Linked DNA regions of Homo sapiens: region 1 is linked to region 2. Evidence: chromatin loops called from intact Hi-C (ENCODE). Cell type or tissue: OCI-LY7. All regions are shown on one strand. Links, peaks and the distances in the headings refer to the core of each region. The heading gives the core; the rest is flanking DNA.

What was found. A loop is a pair of places that touch in the nucleus more often than their neighbours do. Peaks named below come from ENCODE experiments on the same cell type or tissue, not always from the same donor. Only the 100,000 strongest peaks of a DNase experiment are listed, where the experiment ranks them.
Region 1: a loop joins it to region 2, with 13 times the contacts of the local background. A loop is called at or near these places in 2 of 110 quality-filtered maps.

What each region holds. Positions count from the first base shown.
Region 1 is chr3:99,169,416-99,180,576 of GRCh38, reverse strand. No RefSeq gene overlaps it. Among named protein-coding and RNA genes, the nearest start is that of LINC00973, 260 kb to the right of the region's middle. In OCI-LY7, for the core only: CTCF peaks have their summits at 7,142 and 7,354 (motif pointing right); a DNase peak (open chromatin) is centred at 7,356.
Region 2 is chr3:98,984,477-98,995,637 of GRCh38, reverse strand. The region is part of intron 2 of LINC00973 (long intergenic non-protein coding RNA 973); the gene reads right to left. It overlaps LOC124906343 (U7 small nuclear RNA), which reads right to left and starts at 8,251; the gene lies at 8,189-8,251. In OCI-LY7, for the core only: CTCF peaks have their summits at 3,841 and 4,051 (motif pointing left); a DNase peak (open chromatin) is centred at 4,037.

The sequences.
Region 1 (11,161 bases), core at 5,802-8,301, 180 kb before region 2:
TAGATCATCTGGGCAACATGGTGAAATCCTGTCTCTACAAAAAAATACAAAAATTAACTGGGTGAGGTGGCATGTAGTTCCAACTATTCTGGAGGCTGAGGTGGGAGAATTGCTTGAGCCCAGGAGGCGGCGGTTGCTGTGAGCCATGATCCCACCACTGCACTCCAGCCTGAGCAACAGAGACACTTTCTCAATAACAACAAAAAAGAAAATAGGCCTGATGCTGTGGCCCACACCTGTAATCCCAGCACCTTGGGAGGCCGAGGTGAAATGAATTAAAATGAAAGTTCATATTGCTACTGTCTACAAATCTTCTGAGGAGATTCTGTCAAGACTAACATTTCTATTTTATTTGAAAAGTTTAAACAGTAGAGAAAGGTAAAGATGGCACTAAACAAATATGAATTCTCAAGCCAGCATTTTCACCATATTCACAATTTGTTCTTCAGACATTGTGATTATGAAAAATAAGGCTTGGCTGATGAGATATAAATTTCCTTTATTCTTCTTGCCAGCACCCTTCCCTTTCTCCCTGCTCAGAAGCAAACAATGTCATTAATTTGGTGGATATGCATCCAGTATCATTTTGTATTTTTATTACCTTTCATTTATATAAATTTTCGAAAAACATTTGTTAGTGTATGAATTACTGTTGTTATGTTGAGAACTATTTTAATTATAAATTCATTTGGATAAAATAACATCTTTATTATACCAATTCTTCCAATCCATAAACAATAGTTTTTGGTCCCATTTAGTCAGGTTTCCTTTTATGTCCTTCAGTTTTCTCCATAACATTCTGTAAATATTTTACTAGATTTATTCATTGTAGCTTTAGAGTTTATTTTTCTTAAAAACAAGATTATGTTATTGCTACATTTTTTACATATTTTAATACAAGTAGGAACAATAGTGACTTCTGTTTGTTGATCTTGTATCAGCAGGCCTGCAAAAGTCTTTCCTAGCTTTTAGATTCTCTGAGATTATTTTAAAATAATGTTAATTTTACCTTATCTTTTATAATTTTTAAAACTCTAACTTTTTATCTTCATTAATTGGCTATAATATCTACTATGTTGGAAACTAGTGGGCTTAGTGGTTATTTTTGTCTTAATTGAAGATGTTTCTAATAAAGTTTTTATTATTAAATGTAGTATTTGTGATAAGGTTTGGCTCTGGGACTCCACCCAAATCTCATCTTGAATTGTAATCCTCATAATCCCCAAATGTCAAGGGTGGGACCAGGTGGATGTAATTGAATCATGGGGATAATTTCCCCCATGCTGTTCTCGTGATAATCAGTGAGTCTCACAAGATCTGTTGGTTTTATAAGTGTCTGGTATTTCCCCTGCTTGCACTCATTCTCTCCCTGCCGCCCTGTGAAGAGGGGCCTTCCACCATGATTGTAAGTTTCCTGAGGCCTCCCCAGTTATGTGGAACTGTGAGTCAATTAAACCTCTTTTGTTTATAAATTACTCAGTCTCAAGTATTTCTTCATAGCAGCATGGGAATGGACTAATACAATTTGATGCAAGTTTTGGTTTTATCAATTTAAAGGAGTTTCTTTTTTAAATTTTTAATTTTTTTGGCCACCTAGTAGCTATATATATTTATGGGGTACATGGGATGTTTTGATACAGACATGCAATGTGAAATAGGCATGTCATGGAGAATGGGGTATCCATCCCCTCAAGCATTTATCCTTTGAGTTATGTACAATGCATTTACACTTTTTAAGTTGTTTTAAAATGTACAATTCAGTTATTATTGACTATAGTCACCCTGTTGTGCTATCAAATAGTAGGTCTTCTTCATTCTTTCCATCTTTTTCTTTTTAAAAATTTTTAGAATTATTTTTTAAAATTTTGAGGGTATATAGTAGGTGTATATATTTATGTGGTACATGAGATGTTTTGATACAGGCATGCAGTGTGAAATAAGCACATCATGGACAATGAGGTATTTATCCCCTCAAGCTTTTATCCTTTGAGTTACAACCAATCAAATACATTAAGTTATTTAAAAATATACAGTTAAGTTATTATTGACAATAGTCACCCTATTGTGCTATCAAATGGTAAGTCTTATTCATTCTTTCTGTTGTTTTTGTACCCATTAATCATCCCCACCCCCCCCCACCCAACACCCCACTACCCTTCCCAGCCTCTGGTAACCATCCTTCTATTCTCTATGTCCATGAGTTCAACTGTTTTGATTTTTAGATCCCACAAATAAGTGAGAATATGTGATATTTGTCTTTCTGTAGTTGGCTTATTTCACTTAACATAATGATCTCCAGTTTCATCCATATTGTTGCAAATGACTAGATCTCATCCTTTTTTATGGCTTAATAGTACTCCATTGTGTATATGTACCACATTTTTCAAATCCATTCATCTGTTTGATGGACATATAGGTATGCAGAACCATTTGGAGGTTTCTCATAAAACTAAAAGATGAGCTACCATATGATCCAGCAATCCCACTACTGGTTATATACCCAAAAGAAAGTAAATTAGTGTATTGAAGAAATAATAACACTCCTACGTTTGTTGTAGCACTGTTTACAATAGATAAGACTTAAGGGTGTTTCTTTCAATTCCTAGTTTTTTAAGATTTTTGAAAATAATGAATTATTAAATTTTTCCAATATTACTGCATATATTGAAATTATCTACAACTTTTCTTCAGTCTGTTAATGTGATGGATCACGTAAATATTTCTGATGTTATGCTATCCTTAAATTCCTGGCATAAACCCAAATTAGTCAAAATTTATAAATGTACTTTTAAGCACCATAAAATTGTTTTCTTTCAGATGTAAAATCATCTTGGACAACAATTTTTCTTTGATATTTTCCTAATTCATTATGTTAAAGTATCTGCATTTAAATCTTCATGTTCCTTTTACAAGTGTCTTTTATAAAGTGTAGCTATTACAGCTTTATCCAATCCTATAATCTATATATTTTACTGGTTGTACTGAATCAAAGAAATTTTATTGTGATTACTAATACATTTAGATTTATTTCTGCAATCTTATAATGAAACATATTTTACTTACCTCTTTTCCTGACTTCTTGTTGTATTGATAAGGTAGTTTTCTTTTTTCTTCTCCTGAATTAGAAGGGATAGCATTTATTTCCATGAATTTAGTGCTCTCCTTTGAAGTTTTAAAACCTAATTAGCTTTATATTTTTCTGAAAAAGTAAAAAAATTAGTTAACATTTTGGTTCTTTTCCTAAACAAGAATGATAACTTGCTGTTTATCTCCAAAAACTATGTGAAACTTTTATTACACTTTTCTAAATACATTTTTAGTTTAATATTTTTAAGTATCTTTGCTTCCTATTCCTTCTCGGAACTCACTTTTTCCTCAGGGTTAATATTTTATCTTACTGAAAGTCCTTTTTAAGGGCAATCTTTAAGAAAGACATTTAGAAAACTATTTTTTAATTATTTAGTGGGTTTATTTTTTATACATAAAACAATATGAACTCAATTTCATATGTGTGTTATAGCTATTCTCAGCATAGTGACACAGTAGAGAATATTTGATAGATTTATTACTGAAGATAATCACAAAGGTTATGGAGGAAACATAAACAGAGGATGACTGCATTTAATGTGATACTGAACTAGTAATCTGTAATTTACCTTTAAACTAAGAATATTTGATTCTATAAATAGGCAAAAGCCAAGATTCTCAAGCTAATATGTAAACACTAAAAGATCAAATACAAAGACATTAAGTGTTTACATAAAAATAATAAGTTAAACTCTGTCAGGTCGCACTATAAAAAGTTTAACAACTCAGTCAAGTTATAACAACTTAAAAGTGTGTTTATATAACAAGTAAATCATTTCTTATGACTTGGTTTATAGTGAACACATATAAAATGCTTCCAAATTATTTGGAACATTAGGTAATATTGCACAATTTTTGCTAAGGTTCAAACTGTTTATTCTACTGAATGCATATTATGCCATGAGGTAAGAGAGATGAGAAGTATCAGTGTGAGTAGTAAGTAGTTTGAACTTAGGAGGCACACTAATCAGAGTATAAATCGTGATCCCACTTTTTGCCGTCATCTGTGAGACCTTTGGAAAAACACTTTACCTGCTGATGCCCTGGTTTCCCTATCTATAAAATGGAAGTTAACAACACAACACTTTCATAAAAGGTTATGGTGAGGATTAATAGAAATACTGCTGACAGAGCACTTATCAAATAGCTGAGCATATTATAAGACCTTAATAAAAGATAATTTATTATTAACGTTAGAAAAAAGCTTAAATTATTAATATTATAAACATTGTGAACTTTTCCTATTATAGTCTTTCCAGCAAAAGCCAATAACTGGTAGGAAAGGTATCCATATAAAAATTAGAGTCTATCTGGGGAGATAAAACATTTCAGAGTTTTACTCTATTAGGTGCATTCTGAGTAAGCTGATTAATAGGGGGAAATAGTATTATGGTATCTAGGAAATGTCTGCATTATCAATTTGCAATTGGGGTTATGTTGATACGCATATGATAGAATAAATTTTTCTAATCACTTTCAATTCACATTTGATATAGTAAAAAATTATATTCAAGTCAGATTCTGTTTTACATGTCAATTATAAATAAGCACAGGTTGATCCTCTACTATTATTTGTAATGTTTTTACTTGCAGCCTCTGATTATTCATCAACATAAGCCTATGTTGTTTAAAAACAATTTTTAAAAATTGTAGTTGTCAAAGATCAAACATACATTTCTCATAAAAACTCCTAGTTTTTAATATGAAAGAAATATGTTACATTTGCTCTAAACTAGCCATGCACATGCATTCTCCTAGAGTTTTGCATATTATTATGTCTATATAGAATCTCCAGTGGTCGTTAATGTCCTTCCTAGGGTTATATGGCATTTAATCAGTGTACCCACCTGGCAGGACTGTGGTTGATGTTCCACAGCAAGGAAGGAAACGAGCCCATTAATGAAATTTATAGCACTTTATTACATCATTTCTGGTGGAGAGGGGAATTAGAAGTCACTTCTGTTATGGTTTAATTTCTTGTGAAATTCCAGATGAATTCATTGTCATAAATATTCAGGTTCATGACAGAGAAAATGAACAAGCTGCTTGGGCTTTGTCCTCATTTGCTGTCGTAATTGCTACAATTGACTACGATGAGGCAGTTTTACTTCCCATGTAACTGAGCCATTCACTTTGATTTCCAACTTCTTACTTATAAATTGCATAATTTAATAATCATTAAATAATTGAAGCTTTCAGCAATCTAACCAAATATACATTGTTCCTTTTATTTTTTATTTTTATTTTTTAACTTTTAGGTTCAGGGTTACATGTGCAGGTTTGTTGTACAGGTAAACTACATGTCACGGAGGTTTGTTGTACAGGTAACTTTGTTACCCAGGAAATAAGCACAATACCTGGTATTATACTTATTAGGTATTTTTTCCTATCCTCTCCTTTTTCCCACCCCCTACCTTCAAGTAAGTTCCAGTGTCTGTTGATCCTCTCCTAGTATCCATGTGTCATTATTGTTTAGCTCCCACTTGTAAATCTGAACATGCAGTATTTGATTTTCTGTTCCTGTGTTAATTTGATTAGTATAATGGCCTTTAGCTCCATCCATGCTGCTGCAAAGGACATGATTGTATTCTTTTTATGGCTGCATAGTATTCTATGATGTATATGTATCACACTTTCTTCATCCATTCTACCATTGATGGGCATTTAGGTTGATTCCATGTCTTTGCTATTGTGAAAATTGCTACATGGAACATACAAGTGCATGTGTCTTTACGGTAGAATGATTTATATTCCTTTGGATATATACCCACTAATGAGATTGCTAGGTCTAATGGTAGTTCTGTTTTAAGTTCTTTGAGAAATTTCACTCACAGATGGGAATTGAACAATGAGAACACATGGACACAAGAAAGGGAACATCACACACCGGTGTCTGTTGTGGGGGGAGAGGGGAGGGATAGCATTAGGAGATATACCTAATGCTAAATGACGAGTTAATGGGTGCAGCACACCAACATGGCACATGTATACATATGTAACAAACCTGCACATTGTGCACATGTACCCTAAAACTTAAGTATAATAATAATAAAATAAAATAAATCTCCAAACTGCTCTCTACGGGGGCTAAACTAATTTACACTCCCACCAGCAGTGTATAAACATTCTCTTTTCTCCAAAACCTCACCAGCACCTGTTATTTTTTTAGTTTTTAATCATAGTCATTCTGACTGGTGTGAGATGGTATCTCACTGTAGTTTTGATTTGCATTTCTCTAATGATTTGTGATTGAATTTTTTTTTTCTTTTAGAATGTTTAATGTAGGCCCCCAATCTCTTCTGGCTTATAGGGTTTCTGTTGAAAGTACTGCTGTTACCCTGATGGGGTTCCCTTTGCAGGTGACCTACCTCTTTTCTCAAGCTGACTTTACCATTTTTTTCTTTCATTTTGACCTTGATGAATCAGATAATTATGTATCTTGGGGATAGTATTTTTGTGTAATATCTCACAGAAGTTCTCTGCACTTCCTCAATTTGAATGTTGTTCTCTTCGGGAAAGTTTGAGAAGTTTTCATAGATGATATCCTGAAATATTTTCTCCAAGTAGCTTGCTTTTTCCCTGTTTCTTTCAGGGACACCAACAAGTCATACATTTGGCCTCTTTACATATTCCCATATTTCTTGTGGGTTTTATTCGTTCTTTTTTATTTCTCTCTGACTGATTTATTTCAGACAGCCAGTCTCTGAGCTCTGAGATTCTTTCCTCAGCTTGGTCTATTCTGCTGTTAATACTTGCTATTGCATTATGCAATTTTTGTAGTGTGTTTTCCAGCTCTATTAGATCAGTTTGGTTGTTTTTTATAATGGCTATTTCATTTATCAGCTCTTGTATCATTTTATTGTAATTCTCAGCTTCCTTGGAATGGGTTTCAACATTCTTCTGAATCTTAATGATCTTCATTCTTATCCATATTCTGAATTATATATCTGTCATTTCAGCCATTTCAGCCTGGTTAAGAACCCTTGCTGGGGAAGTAACATGAAATTTTGGAGGAAAGAAGGTGCTCTGGCTTTTTGAGTTGCCAGAATTCTTGCACTGGTTCTTTCTCATCTGTGTGGGCTAGTATTCCTTTAATTGCAGTGTAAATGAGTAGTCAGTAGACTTTTTCTGGATGTTTTCAGCGGGCCAAGGCTTTGTGCAGGGTCTTTATTTGTAGCTGAATTCATGTCCTTAGTTTCACAGGGGAGTGTATCAGCCAAGTTATTTCTTGTGTTGCTGTTTTGGGCTGTGATCCACTAGGTGGCGCTTAAGTGTAATGGCCAGTAGGTAGGCTCTTTTTTCCCAGTCAGAAGGCTTCTTTGTATTTCCTCATGATTGTAGCTGTGCTCCCTCTCAGTGATCTGAAGGTATGGGCTCCTCTCCTATCCTAAGATCTCAGCTTGGCACTCCCAGGCTGCACACTGAAGCTCTGGGACAATCTCAGGCCTTATGTTTCGTCCTCAGCTTGGAGGCAGCAGGGGAAGGGATCTTAGCATTGGTTGTGGTAGTGGGTTTTCCACCTATCTCTTGGGGCTGACCCTAGAGAGATGCAGAGCCACTATCAATCAGTGTGATTTGCACAGGATAGGTTGGCTGAGCTGTGAGCCTAAGCCAGGGAGGCCCTGCGTGGTGAGAAACAGCAGAGTGTGGGAGCTGGGGAAGAAAGACTGGCGTCTCCTCCTTAGGGCAACTGCAGCTTGCTGGAGGTGTGGTTAAAGCACTGAGGGTCTTTGCTCCTCCCTGATCTGAGGGCAGCAAATGCAGTACTACTGCAATGGCAGTGGCAGGGAGTTTTCTATTGCCTCTGGAAGCTTGACCTCAGAGAAACATAAAGCCACTGCTACTGGGAATGTTCAGCCATGGGTTTGGGGTGGCTGCTCTGCTGGCCCTAGATGGTGGCTCTGTTTGTTGAAGAATGGGGACTCAAGGGTTCACAGCGATGAGGAACTGTGCTCCTCTCTCTATGGTGACTGTGGTATGATGGCAGCTTAGGTGACGACCTTAGGCTCTTTGTTTCTTCCCCAGATCAAAGACATTAGGGGCAGAACCATTGCTGTGGCAGTGGCAGGAGAGCCCAGTTGCCTCTGGGAGCCCCTCTCCAGGGAAACACAGAGCCACTACCAGTGGGCATGCTCTTCCCTTCCTGGTGAATAGTTGGGAGTAGGGGCTCACAGTTAAAAGTCACTGGACTCCTGTCTATATGACTGCTGTGGTATGCTGCAGGTGAGAGACTAGGCCCTTTGTTCCTTCCTCTGCCAAGGGCAGTTAGGATGGTACCACTGTAGGTGCAATGGCAGAGAGGTTATGAGTTGTCTCTGGGATTTCCTCCTCAGAGAAATGCGGAACTGCTTCTGACTGCAGTATTCAAGTGAGGGCAGGGTAGTGGTGCTGGAGTCCCAGGTTGGGAAGTCCTGCCCAGTGAGGAAAAGCAGTGACAGGCACCTGTGTGGAGAACAGTCTGGCCACTTTTCCACGGTATGGCTGTGCTATGCTGGGGAACCACACCACTCCCTAATCACAATGCACTCTCCACAGCCTGAAGGCTATAGCAGTGGGGACTGTGAGACAGCAAAAATGGCAGCTGGCCTCTCACTCTGGGAGTTCTGTCCATTGCGGAGCTGCTAATGGCTCAAGAACCCCAGTGGTGGGTGGCTGAAGTCCCAGTGAGGAGAAGCAGGATCGGGGACCTGTATAAAAAACAATCTGTATGCTTTTGCATGGGTTGGCTACACTGTGCAGGGGACTGAAAACACTCCCTAATCACCACTTGCTCTCCAGAGCCTGAAGGCTATAGCAGTGGAGGCTGTGAGACAGCAAAAATTGCAGCCAGCCTCTCCCTCTGGGAGCTCCATCCCGGGCAAGTGCAGAGCTCCTGATGGTCTGAGAACCCTGGTCAGGGGGTGGCTGGAGTCCCAAGTTGGGGTGTCCTGCCCAGTGAGGAAAAGTGGAATCAGGGACCCACCTAAACAAATAGTCTAGCCACCATTTCTGTGGGATGACTATATTGTGTTGGAAATCCATGCCACTCTCTAATCACCACTAGAGCCTGAAGGCTATAGTAGTAGGGTCTGTGAGACAGCAAAAATGGTGGCTGGCCTCTCTCACTGGGAACTCCATCCAGGGAAGTGCAGAGCTGCTACTAGCCCAAGAGCCCAGATGGGGAGTGGCTGGAGACCTAGGCCAGTGGGCCTTATCCTGTGAAATACAGTAAAGACGAGGCCTGCAGTCTGTAACTGCTCAGCCCCCTGTACTTGGCCCCTTTCCTGGGGAAGTGTGGGGGAACTTGACCTCCTCAATGACCAGAGCTGCAGCTGCTAACTCCAGGATGCCTGAGGAATCAAGGCTCCAAGAGTTGGGACTTCATGTGTGCCTGAGCTACCGCTCTGCTCAGACTCCGCATGGGTCTCTGTCAGTCTGCAGGCCCTGGTGAGGTGGGCTCACAGGGGGATCACCTTGAGTCCAGGGTTGCAAGGCCCACGGCAGAAGTGTTGGTCACAAGGAATTCTCGCACTCTCGCCATTTCACCAGGTAAGGAAGCCTCCCCTGGCTCCATGCCACCCTTGAGGGAACCAATCCACTTGTTCTTCTCCATTCTGAGTTGTTTCCTTGATGAATCCCAATGTGACCTCGATGTTCCAGCTGAAGATCTAGTAATTACACCCCACTCTTTTTTTCACTTCATGAGAACAGCACACACTAGCTGCTTCTAGTCTGCTGGATTTATTTGTAATTGATTCACTATTACATATTAAATGTACATATTCTAAGTATAGAGTTGGATAAATTTTAGCAAATGTGTAACCAACTTTGCAATCAAGATATATTAGAACATTGCCCTTGCCACCCTGGAAAGTTTCCTGTCACTATTTTCTTCCTTTCTAAAAAAATTTTTGTCTTAGGTTGAGGGGTGCACTTGCAGGTTTGTTATATAGGTAAACTGCATGCCACAGGAGTTTGGTGTACCGATTACTTCACCACTCAGGTAATAAGCATTGTACAGGATAGGAAGTTTTTCAGTCCTCACCCACGGCCCTCCCACCATCAAGTAGGTCCTGTGTCTGTTGCACTCTTTTTTGTGTGTCCGTATGTATTCAATGTTTAGCTCTCACTTATAAGTAAGAACATGCGGTAGTTGGTTTTCTGTTCCTGTGTTAGTTCACATAAGATAATGGCCTCCAGTTCCATCCATGTTGCTGCAAAGGACATGACCTCATCCTTTTTTTATAGCTGTGCAGTATTCCATGGTGTACATGTGCCACATTCTCTGTATCCATTTGTCTGCTGGTGAAAGATTGCTTCCAAGTCTTAGCTATTATGAATAGTGTTGCAATAAGCATGGAGTGCAGGTATCATTTCAATAAACTAATTTTCTTACCTTTGGATATATATACCCAACAGTGGGATTGCTGCATCATATGGTAGTTCTATTTTTAGTTTTTTGAGAAACTTCCAAACTGTTCTTCATACACTTACATTCCCAGAAAACAGTGTACGAGGGCTCTCTTTTCTCCACATCCTGACCAGCATGTTATTGCCTGACATGTGGATAAAAGCCATTTTAACAGGGTGAGATGATATCTTATTGTAGTTTTGATTTGCATTTCTCTGATGATAAATGATGTTGGGCAACTTTTCATATACCTGTTTGCCATTTTTATGTCTCCTTTTGAGAGATGTCTATTTGGATTGTTTGCCCGTTTTTGATTGAATTTTTAGATTTTTTTCTACTTTTTAATATTCATATATTTTCTAGTTATTAATTCCTTGTCAGATAGATAGTGACAAAGATTTCATGATTAGAATACCAAAAGCATTTGCAACAAAAGCAAAAATTAACAAATGGGATCTAATTAAACTAAAGACCTTCTGCACAACAAAAGAAACTGTCATTAGACTGAACAGACAACCTACAAAATGGGAGAAAATTTTTCCAGTCTATCCATCTGACAAAAGTCTACTGTTCAGTATTTACAAGGAACTTAAACAAATTTACAAGAAACACACAGCCGCATCAAAAATTGGGCAAAGGACATGAACAGCCACTTCTCAAAAAAGACATTCATGCAGCCAACAA
Region 2 (11,161 bases), core at 3,012-5,511:
GCAAATTCCATCCTGTTCAATAAAAGTCCAATTGATTTCCCTTCCCCTCCTGTGGAAAAACCAATTTTGCCCCCACCTGCAAGTTCATTTTAATATTTCTGATTTATAAATGTGTCTGGTCTTCAGATTCTCTTCTGAGCCAGCTGTAACATCTCCCTGGTTCCCTCATTGGTAAATGAGTAGAATAAAATATTTACCGTCTGTTCATTTTTATTTCTTTGACAGTCATGAGTTTCACCTTTTTTGAAAATTAGTTTTTAAGACTTCCCAAAATAATATTAGTTTTAGGAGAAAGTAAATATTCAATTCAAAAAACACACATAGTTAAAAACAGAATCAAAAAGAGGACATTCAAGCTGTCAAAATAAATTAGGAGGTAAGCTTGGAATAATTATTAGTGTGTTAAGGATACAGGTAAATATTTATGCTCATAATACATCACCTAAGCCCATTGCAGTAGCAACAGCATTCAGGTAATACTCTAAAAGCCATCTATAAATACATTGTTTTAATTATTTACCCCATTGCCTTCATCAAAATGTAGAGGTGAGTCAAATCCCAAAGCCAATTTCCTTTTTCTCCCTGTATTTACATTTGTTTCTTTCTTTTTGCTAAATATCCATGCAAAAATCACACTAGTGTTAAAATGTGTACATGTTATAGGGCTCAGTTATCCTCTTTTGAGTCTATTAAGAAATCTCCTGTGGTCTACTTCCAGGTAAGGCACTATAACAGCCCAATTCCTCTAGGACTGTCTGAGTTAACCTTCCTCAGAAGAGAGAAATTTGTGGAATAGCTTCAGGTTACAAAAATCACAAGGATCTTATTATGCCAACTGAATTTGATGTGAGACACCTATTATTTCCAAACTCTATGGAATACAATTACACCATTAATTCTCTGGAGAGAAAGAGGAGAGTTTTCAGGGATAAGCATTAAAAGAGGTTCCCTTCTAAATTATAATTAATTGGGCTCTGAGGAAAGTAAACCACAAGCTGAGAGAGAGATGCTCATTTGGTGAAATAAATGCAGTTTCTCCCAGACACCAGAGCATTGTTTGGGAAAGGATATTTTAGAATTGAATATGTGAAAAAATAAGAAGAGGTAACACATCATTTCCACTGCAGTTTTGTTAGATTCTAAAAACTACACATTATGTGCAAGAGAACACCAAATGATTCCCCAGAACACAGACTCAAATGACAATCCTGGTTGATTACTTCTTTTCAAGCTACATTAACTGGTGATAAAAAAGTTACAGGCTTTCACCAGCAGAGGGAAATACTGTCCTAAGGAAAAACATGGAATCTCATGCCCATTTTTTCCATCTTAATTCTTCTGTGGTATAAGCAAGAAATGAATGCTTCTCCCTAGTTCTTCTCATTTTATGGCATGTTGAACAGCAGAGAATTTTCTATTCAATGCCTAGAGCATAATTGTTTTGAGGAAGGATGAAGGAGAATGCAGGAAGCTGTGAGATCAGAGAAGAGTCAACTGAGAGCTGTCAGGCTTTAGGAGACACATGAGGCTGAATTATAAAATAGTTCCATGTGCAAAGAGCTTTCCTTACATATTCATAACTCACTCCTCTCTCAAACCTCCAAATCCAAAGCTTATTCTGGAATATTGATGAGTCCTCATTGGCTCTTTTCTATGGGAGACTATTAGCCATCCTCAACCAACAGGAACTTCTAATGTATAGGCATTCAGGGAGTGTCCTTCAGGAACTATATATTTTTAAATGTCTAGCTGTTTTCCACTTAATATCTCCATAACCTTTTGGCTTTATTTTCCAAGGTTCCCAATTCTGCCAACAATTAAGAAGCTGATTTCATGAAGGGAAGCTATATCCTGCAGTTGAATTACACAGCAAGTGTCACAATCCTGAATGAAAAGGAGAATCTATGTTCCTGTGATACAGCAGGCCTAAGCATCCTCCTTCCAAACCAACTTTAAAGCCCCTTCTAGGGTCACAGCAAGCAGAGGTCACTATATGTCACAAGAAAAGAAGGTAGAGCATCTTCAGCAGAACACTGGGGTTGCACCCTTTGGTTAGAGAGAGATTGTGCAGTGCCACATTATACAGTTGTCTTCAGAGAAGAAAGAAAGAAAATTGGAGCAAGGAAGGCAGGCAGGCAGGCAAAATGGTACAGGTCACTGTGTAAGACACTTTGGCAATTTCTTTAAAACCTAAACATTCTTACCACAAGATCCAGTAATAATGCTCCTTGGTATTTATCCAAAAGAAGTTTAAAATTTTTGTCTATGCAAAAAAAGCACATAAATATTTATAGCAGTTTTATTCATAATTTCCCAAACTTGGAAACAACCAAGCTGTCCTTCAATAGGTGAATGGATAAAGAAACCGCGGTGCACATGGAATACTATGCAGCCATAAAAAAGAATGAAATCATGTCCTTTGTGGAAGCATGGATGGAGGTGGAAGCCATTATCCTAAGCAAATTAATGCAGGAACAGAAAACCAAATATCACATGTTCTGTCTTATAAGTCGGAGCTAAACATTGAGCACAGATGGACACAAAGAAGGGAAAAATAGATACTAGGTTCTACTTGAGGATGGAGGGTAGGAGGAGGGAGAGGATCAAAAAACTACTCAGGTACTATGTTCATTACATGGGTGATGAAATAATCTGTATACCAAACCCCCACAACATGCAATTTACCTATATAACAAACATGCACATGTACCCCTGAACCTAAAATAAAAGTTGGAAGTAAAAAAAATAAACTGTGGTACATCCAGATATGATGAATTATTTAGCAATAAAAAGAAATGAGGTGTGAAGACATGAAAATGCATGGAAGAACCTTAAACATATATTGCTAAGTAAAAGATGTCAATCTGAAAAGGCTATATTCCGTATCAATATAACCATATGACATTCTGGGAAAGGCAAAACTGAAGATAGTACAAAGATCAGTGGTTGTCAGGGGTTCAGGAGGTCAGAAGGAGGGACAAAATTTTTAGGGCAGTGAAACTATTCTGTAGGATACAGCAGTGACAGATACATTTGAAAAAACACAGAATGTACAACTGGGTGTAAACTATAGACTTTATTTCACAGTAATGCATTAATATTGGCTTATCAATTCTAACAGATATGTCACACTAATGAAAGATGTTAATAACAGAGGAAACTGAAGGGAGAGGGCAAGGGTCCTATTGAAATTATCTGTATTTTCTGCTCATTTTTCTGTTCATTTTTCTGTAAACCTAACTACAAAAAAATTAAGTCTACTATGAATGAAACAAACAAATGAAGAATATCAAGAAAGAGCTATGGGGTTGGAAACTCCTAGTAAAAAGGAAATGGTCTGACACCAGAATCTATTGAATATCTTCTCTGTTTTATTGTATATATTTATCATATAGATGTTCAGGTCCAATCAGGAGTCAGAAATCATATAGTGATTTAAACAGGGGAAGTTTAATATACAAAGTTATTAAACTATGGTCAAAGTGTAACTATAAAATATTTTTAAGGCTAAATATGCTACCGTAGGATGAGGAGAGCACTAAAGAAAGGCCAAATTTGGAACGTGTGACTTCTCCCCAAGTCTGGGTTGGAAAAAGTAAGATTGCAGCCCAGTGGACAGCAGAGAGGTTTCCTCTTTGCCTGGACCAGATCTTCTGCAGTCACTGAGCAAGCAGGAAACAACCCTCTGGGGCTCACGCTTTATACAGCCAGTGGCCAGCACGCTGGCAAGCAGAGTCAACCTTCCAGGCATGGTGAGAGTATAAGTGAGCTTCAGAAAGTGGTTAGAGACATAGGAGTAATAAGAAGAACAAATACCCTGAGGAGAAGAGGCCTAGAGTGCAGTGTTTCCTAGTGTCTCTGTCAATAAGGACCAGGAAATTGATCACCAGGTCAGGCAGGAGCTTCAAGGTTGTGTAGGGGCCAAATATTCTGGGCTTTTGGCTGGGACACAGCACAACCCTGTCTTCATCATCACACCACTAACTGACCCTACAATCACTGGAAGCAGCAGAAGATCCCCTTTTGCCTCCTATGTCCTTCTAGTGCCCTCTACTGAGGATGTTGAACATCATCCTCACTGTAAAGGAGATGCTTACAATAATTCCTTCCTTTATCACAGAACAAATATTGGAGAGTAAATTTGGAGCTAAGGGGCAATAAATTGATAACTGTCATATATGAATAAACTGTATGTAATTAAATACAGAATGTGAGTGCAATGATTCTCAAAAAAAATTTTTGTATTCCTAAAGTTCTAAGATTAAGAACCCTTCCAGGTATTTGTTAAATAAATTATTTGACTGGATTGACCCTCACTGCCCATTAAAATTAAGATTCTGGAGATCGTGCCGTTGCACTCTAGCCTGGGCAAGAAGAGCGAAATTCCACCTCAAAAAAAAAGATTTAAGATTCTGGAGTCTAGAGTGTGAAGTAAGCCCCATCACAGAAATCTAAGTGGGTGAGTCCCATTGTGCCTTCCCAGTATCTGATGTTATAGCAACACTGTGCTGAAGTTGTTAAAATCCAAGTCTGTTGGGAAAGTGAAGTCCATGATGATAGGTCTAAAAAATGTCTCAAATAGGAGAAGTTCAAAAGATTTCAAAGATGCTTTTGGCATTTATTTCTGGTTTGTTATAAGAATTGAATACTTTCCAAACATGAAGGGATAAAATGATTCAGGACTAAAGGCACCAATAAAATAACCTACTAAGGGAAAGTCTGCTAAGGTAGAACAGTAGCATGAGTGGTTAAGCAAGATTTTGGAACCAGACTCCTTGGATCGAAATCAGGGCTCTGCCACTTATTAGTGATGCAAGGTGCTTAACCTCTCTGTAAGTCAGTTTCCTCATTTTTAAGATGGAAATGGTAATCATTAAGGTGGCTCTTAGAGACATTGTGAGGTTAGATGAATAGATACATGTGAAGCATTCAGAACAGTGCCTAGCACAGAGTCCATGCGATATAAGCATGGCTATTCTTATTTTTAAACTTGTACATGTACTGTACAAATAGCAGGTAAAATCAAGGGAGGAATTTTAAAGAGTAAAATGAATACCATATTAAGAGATTGGAAAGAAGACTGTGAAACATGAAAAAAAAATTAGAAATTCCAAATCTCTAGACATTGTGAAGCATGAGACTTCTCCCATAAAAGGTAAGTGCAGATTTTTCAAGGGAGTCATGGCATCCCATACCTCCCACAAAATAAGAAAGGGCTCTAGTAGTTATGAAGAGTCTGCTATTCCCTCCGAAAAGTAAGGGTAGACATGGTAGTAGGTGGTTACTGAAGGGCATACCTTTCCTGGGGAAAGTAGTCATCTGCAGTTCTTATCAAATAACCCACCTCTTTCTCGGTCTCAATGATTGTATTATTTATACTCACTTCTGCTTATTACATGGATAACTTACATTCAGATGTTTTGCATCTAGAATTTAGATACTTTATGGTAAACACACTCATTTCTGAATATTTTCATTCAGTTTAACAATCCAGTTGTTTCCACTGGAAATTTCTTGGTGTATTCTCAACCATAATAAGATACTTTCCTACTTTGAACTTCTATTGAATGATAGCACAATTGCACATGCCGCTTGCAAAAAATAATTGGAGTTGGTCATGCTTGCTTTCTTAGGCAGCCTCATTTTCTAGGATGCAAATGGATGAAATACAGGTTCTGACCTTAATTTTCTCACTCCAGCATGCTTGAAATGATTTCATTGTCTCATGCTCCACTAGGACAATTCTATCAACTATTTTATTTCTTAATCTGTAAGGATATTAAGGTATAGTATTTTTTTCTAGTGTATGTCTGTGCATCTCTTTCTGTTCAAGTGTTTTGCGGTTTTCCATTAAAATCCCATCCTCTTAAACTTTTAAAAATTCTGTCCACTTATTTTATATCCTAAGAAGATTACATAATTAATAAAATAATAAATATTATACAGGTTAAATTAATCTGATTTCTTTCTGCATTGTGAGAAAAATCAACTTGGTTTCATTAAGACTGCTTGCCTCAGGAATCATTCCATTGAGTCATTGTAGGATAATACAAGTATATATAGCTTCTGATAAATACATCATAGATTCCAATAAGAAACCTGATTCCAAGCCCCTACTATACATGGATGGAACTGCCCTTTGTTCACCAAAATGGTAAGTTGCAATAAATGGCACCCATTATTATTCCACAGACTCAAATTTTGGCCAAAGACAGAGCTGGGATGGATGCTTAGACAGGAGGCACAGTGTATTAGTTCATTCTCACACTGCTATAAAGAAATACCTGAGACTGAGTAATTTATTACGAAAAGAGGTTTAATTGGCTCATGGGTCTGCAGGCAATACACGAAGCATAGTGGCTTCTGCTTCTGGCGAAGCCTCAGGAAGCTTCCAATCACAGCAGAAGGCAAAAGGACAGCAAGGTGTCTAGCAAGGGGGGAACAGTGGCAGGGTCAGGAGGGAGGAGCAACACACTTTTAAACAACCAGCTCTCTGAGAACTCTATCACAAGAACAACACCAAGGAGATGGTGCTAAACCATTTATGAAGGGTCTGCCCCCATGATTCAATCACCTCCCACCAGGCCCCACCTCTAATGTTGAGGATTACATTTCGACATGAGATTTGGGCAGGGACATAGATTCAAACCATATCACACAGCTTCACTCCCTGGTCACATTCTGTATTAAGAGCGCATTTGTAAAGAAAATATGTTAGCATGACAGTTAACACCATGATGAGAGGCATCAGAAGACAGTAAGTGAAGGCAGAACTCTAAATAAAGTAGAAGACGAAGTCAAATTGTTGGGTTTGCATTTTTGGGGTGGTGGGCATTGTTTGGTTATGTTTATTGTTGTCATTAGAAGCTTGCTGCCCATCCATCCACCAGTAAATGAAGGCTGTGATTTCCCTCCCATCCCTTCAGCCAAGGCTCCTAGGGAACCACATTATAACCCTGCCTCCAAAGTGTCTTGCCTAAAGTCTCACAACTACTATGTGTCAAAACAGGATTCGAACCCAATTGCCCTTGGCTTCAATATTCTCAGATTGACCTTCAGGTCTGTTACATAAACCCCCAATGTGTGGCTAGCCTGGAAAACACAATGTAAACCCCACTACAGTCCCTTATCTGAAATTCCAGATCCAAAATGTTCTGAAAACTGCAAGGTTTTCCTAAGTTTGTGGTAAATGCATTTGGTGGTAAATCTGACCTGAACTGACAGAAAGATATTTACAGTCTTTTTTTTTAATTGTTTTTTTTTTATTTTATTATTATACTTTAAGTTTTAGGGTACATGTGCACAATGTGCAGGTTAGTTACATATGTATACATGTGCCATGCTGGTGTGCTGCACCCATTAACTCGTCATTTAGCATTAGGTATATCTCCTAATGCTATCCCTCCCCCCTCCCCCCACCCCACAACAGTCCCCAGAGTGTGATGTTCCGCTTCCTGTGGCCATGTGTTCTCATTGTTCAATTCCCACCTATGAGTGAGAATATGCGGTGTTTGGTTTTTTGTTCTTGCGATAGTTTACTGAGAATGATGATTTCCAGTTTCATCCATGTCCCTACAAAGGACATGAACTCATCATTTTTATGGCTGCATAGTATTCCATGGTGTATATGTGCCACATTTTCTTAATCTAGTCTATCATTGTTGGACATTTGGGTTAGTTCCAAGTCTTTGCTATTGTGAATAGTGCCACAATAAACATACATGTGCATGTGTCTTTATAGCAGCATGATTTATAGTCCTTTGGGTATATATCCAGTAATGGGATGGCTGGGTCAAATGGTATTTCTAGTTCTAGATCCCTGAGGAATCGCCACACTGACTTCTACAATGGTTGAACTAGTTTACAGTCCCACCAACAGTGTAAAAGTGTTCCTATTTCTCCACATCCTCTTCAGCACCTGTTGTTTCCTGACTTTTTAATGATTGCCATTCTAACTGGTGTGAGATGGTATCTCATTGTGCTTTTAATTTGCATTTCTCTGATGGCCAGTGATGGTGAGCATTTTTTCATGTCAAGTACTCCACTTAGTGTCAATATTCAAACATTTTCCTAGAGAAGCATTAATGTGTTTGAATACTGTCCTCAGACCTTGCTGTGGGTATACATATATTTTATTTATTTGTTTTCTTTTTCCTTTCTTTTTATTCACTTTTTGTGGGGGGTGGGGAGGCAGATTCCTGGTGAAAACTGGAAAATGTACTAGACAAATTCTAAAAGATCTGTAACACTGTGGGTATATATTGAGACAGTATGTAAACAACAGGGCAGTCACACAGGGCCCTACACTTAACAATGACCCTGCACTTGGCTAAAAGCTCTGCTGTGGCATCATGAAATCCTTAATAATTTTTTAACAAGATGCCTTGCTTTCCCCACCCCCACCACAGAGCCCTGTAAATTATGTAGCTAGTCCTGAGTATAAGCACTACAGTACAGTAGTATAAGCACTACTCATAATATCCTCATGGTATCTAATATATCTACTACTATATAATACTATAATATTATAGTACTGTATAATATTATAATACTATAATATTATACTACTATATAATAAGTATACAGTAGTATACAGTAGTATAAGCACCACTCATAACTTTTCTGATTTTTCTAAAATCAGAGAAGTTACGAGCTCTGAAACACATCTGACCCTAGGGCTTTGGCTAAGGGACCTATGTTACTACACTACCAGTATTAATTCTATTGTTACTAACACCATGGATTGAGTGCCTCCTGTAGGCAAATGATTTCCTAAGGACTTTACAGGTGTTAGCTATAACCCTGTGAGGTACATATTATGTTATTCATTTTTTTTAATTTAGTAAAGTGAGGTTCTGAAAGTTACCCTAAAGTTTTAAGATCACCCAGCTAGTAAATGGCAGAGTTGGAATTCAAACTAAGGTCTGCCTGATTCTAGAACTTGTTTAATATTCTAGGAGGTAGGTGCTTTGGAAGTATTAGGATGAACCATGAAATTGCCAATATCCAATCATTTTACATAGAAAAATGGCGATTTCATGTGGCTCAACTTAATATGAATGACTACTTATAAAATATAATCTCCCTCTATTTCATTTATGGGTGTTTTTTAGTTTGAAACGATGACCAAACTAATCCTTTTGCTAAAATGTAAATAAAAGATTGCAGTGAAGTCAGAAGAAAAATTTATGTAGTTCAATTTAAAACAAGTTGCATGTCTCATCCTGTCTCACTAGAGATGACATCACTGCTCCTAAATAGGGAGGATGGATCACATGGGAGAACTTGTTTTTATTGTGATCAGCTGCAGGCGATCAGCAATATGACCTCATCTGCAGCTGAGGGGATTTGACCTTTGCCCCTTTAGGTATGTGAAGCAGAAAAAAATCCTTCACAGGCTGAGGAATGCAAAGCAGACAAGCATCTTCAGCCAGCAGAGTTTATCAAGCATGTGTTCAGTGCAAATGCTCAGACTTGGACATGATGCAAAAGCAATTAAGAGAAAGAACAGTGAGTAGCCTGGGAGTTGGGTGGGTCCCTTGGTGTTTCTCAGTAATACTAGAAAAATATGTTTTTCATTTTCGAATAATAAAAGATAAGAAAGGGGCCTTTAAAAAAAAATGCTTCTTGTGCTAAGTTACCATAAGCAGATGATAGAATTTAAGTTCTTATCATAACCAGTTTCCTGTGAGAATATCTTAGATGTAATCAAGTCAGATCTAACAACTGATCAATTTAACTGGCTAGTTTTAAAAACAAACTCTAAGTAAAACATGCTCTTCAGCTGTATTTTTAAATTGATGCAGTGAAAGTGACAGTTGGACAATAAAAGCCCAGGTTATCCACTCACAAATGTCTAGGAATGTGTGGAAAATTAACGAGATAAGTTGCTTATTGTGTATTCTTTCCTCGTCCTGTTTATATCTACTTAACTCCCAGACCGAAAAGCTCACAGTGTTACAGATTTCCTTCTGTTCAAAAACTCCTTATTAACCAGAAATTGCTTAATATTTTAGGGCTTTGACATGTATTATTTGATGTAGCACTCATGGGCACCATGATGAGGAGCTCTTAAATCAGCTTAAGAAAGGTGAACTACTAAGATCAAAAGAGTGTTCCTTTTTCCTGGTGAGTAATTGTTAATGAATATCTTCCAAATCAAACACCTTGCAAGAAGCAGAGTTTTTGTATTTTACTAGCAACAAATTGGAGAGATGGAAGCCCTCCAAAAGAGTTCTAGAATGCTGAAATATGAAACGTAAAAAAAATTTCATCCAGGTTAAAAAGGCAGTTTATTATTCTAATTTTCAGCTGCACAGTTACCCAACTTAAGCCAAGTCTTTTCACACTTCCTGAGTGATTTTTATCTTACCTACTGCTTCCCACTTCCCAAGTGGGAAGAAATCTCATTCCCTCCAACTGAGAATCTGAGAAGACCAATTGCTTTAAAAAATGTAAGAAAAATGGCTGATGATTTAGGCAGTTAGTAGTATAATTATTTCTTCTATTTTTATTGTTTTTGTGATACTAGAAGTAGTCATTTTCATGTTTATCCAATATCTTTGAGGTCCAAAGTGAGGTGTCAAATTTCACAAAAACTTTATATTTCAGCAATATTTTTGGTGGGTAGATTTTCAAAAAGTTTTGCTTGGTTATCACTCAGTGCACTCAGAAAAATAGTCATTTACAAAAGTAAACATCAAGAGATAGTGAAAAACTTGATGAAAGAAAAAGTATTATATCCTAATGTCTACCACTAGGTGAATGGATAAATAAATTGGGGTTTATCCATACAACAGAATTCTACTGAGTATCAAAATAACTGAACTATTGATACACTCAACAACAGGAATACATCTTGAAATAATTATACTGAGTGAAAAAAATTCCCTAAGACATTTTGTGTGACTCTTCCAGTTTATAAAATTCTTTTAAAATGCAAACTAATCTTTAGTGACAGAAAGCAAATGAGTGGTTGCTTGAGAACAAGGAGAAGAGGCAGGGAGGGACAAGTGGAAGGTATTACAAAGGGGCAAATGAAGCTTTTGCAGGTGATGAATATGTTCTTTATCTTCATTGCAGGTAATGAATATGTTTGTTATCTTCATTGTGGTGAAGTTTTTTAAGTGTATACATATATCCAAACATATTAAATTTTATA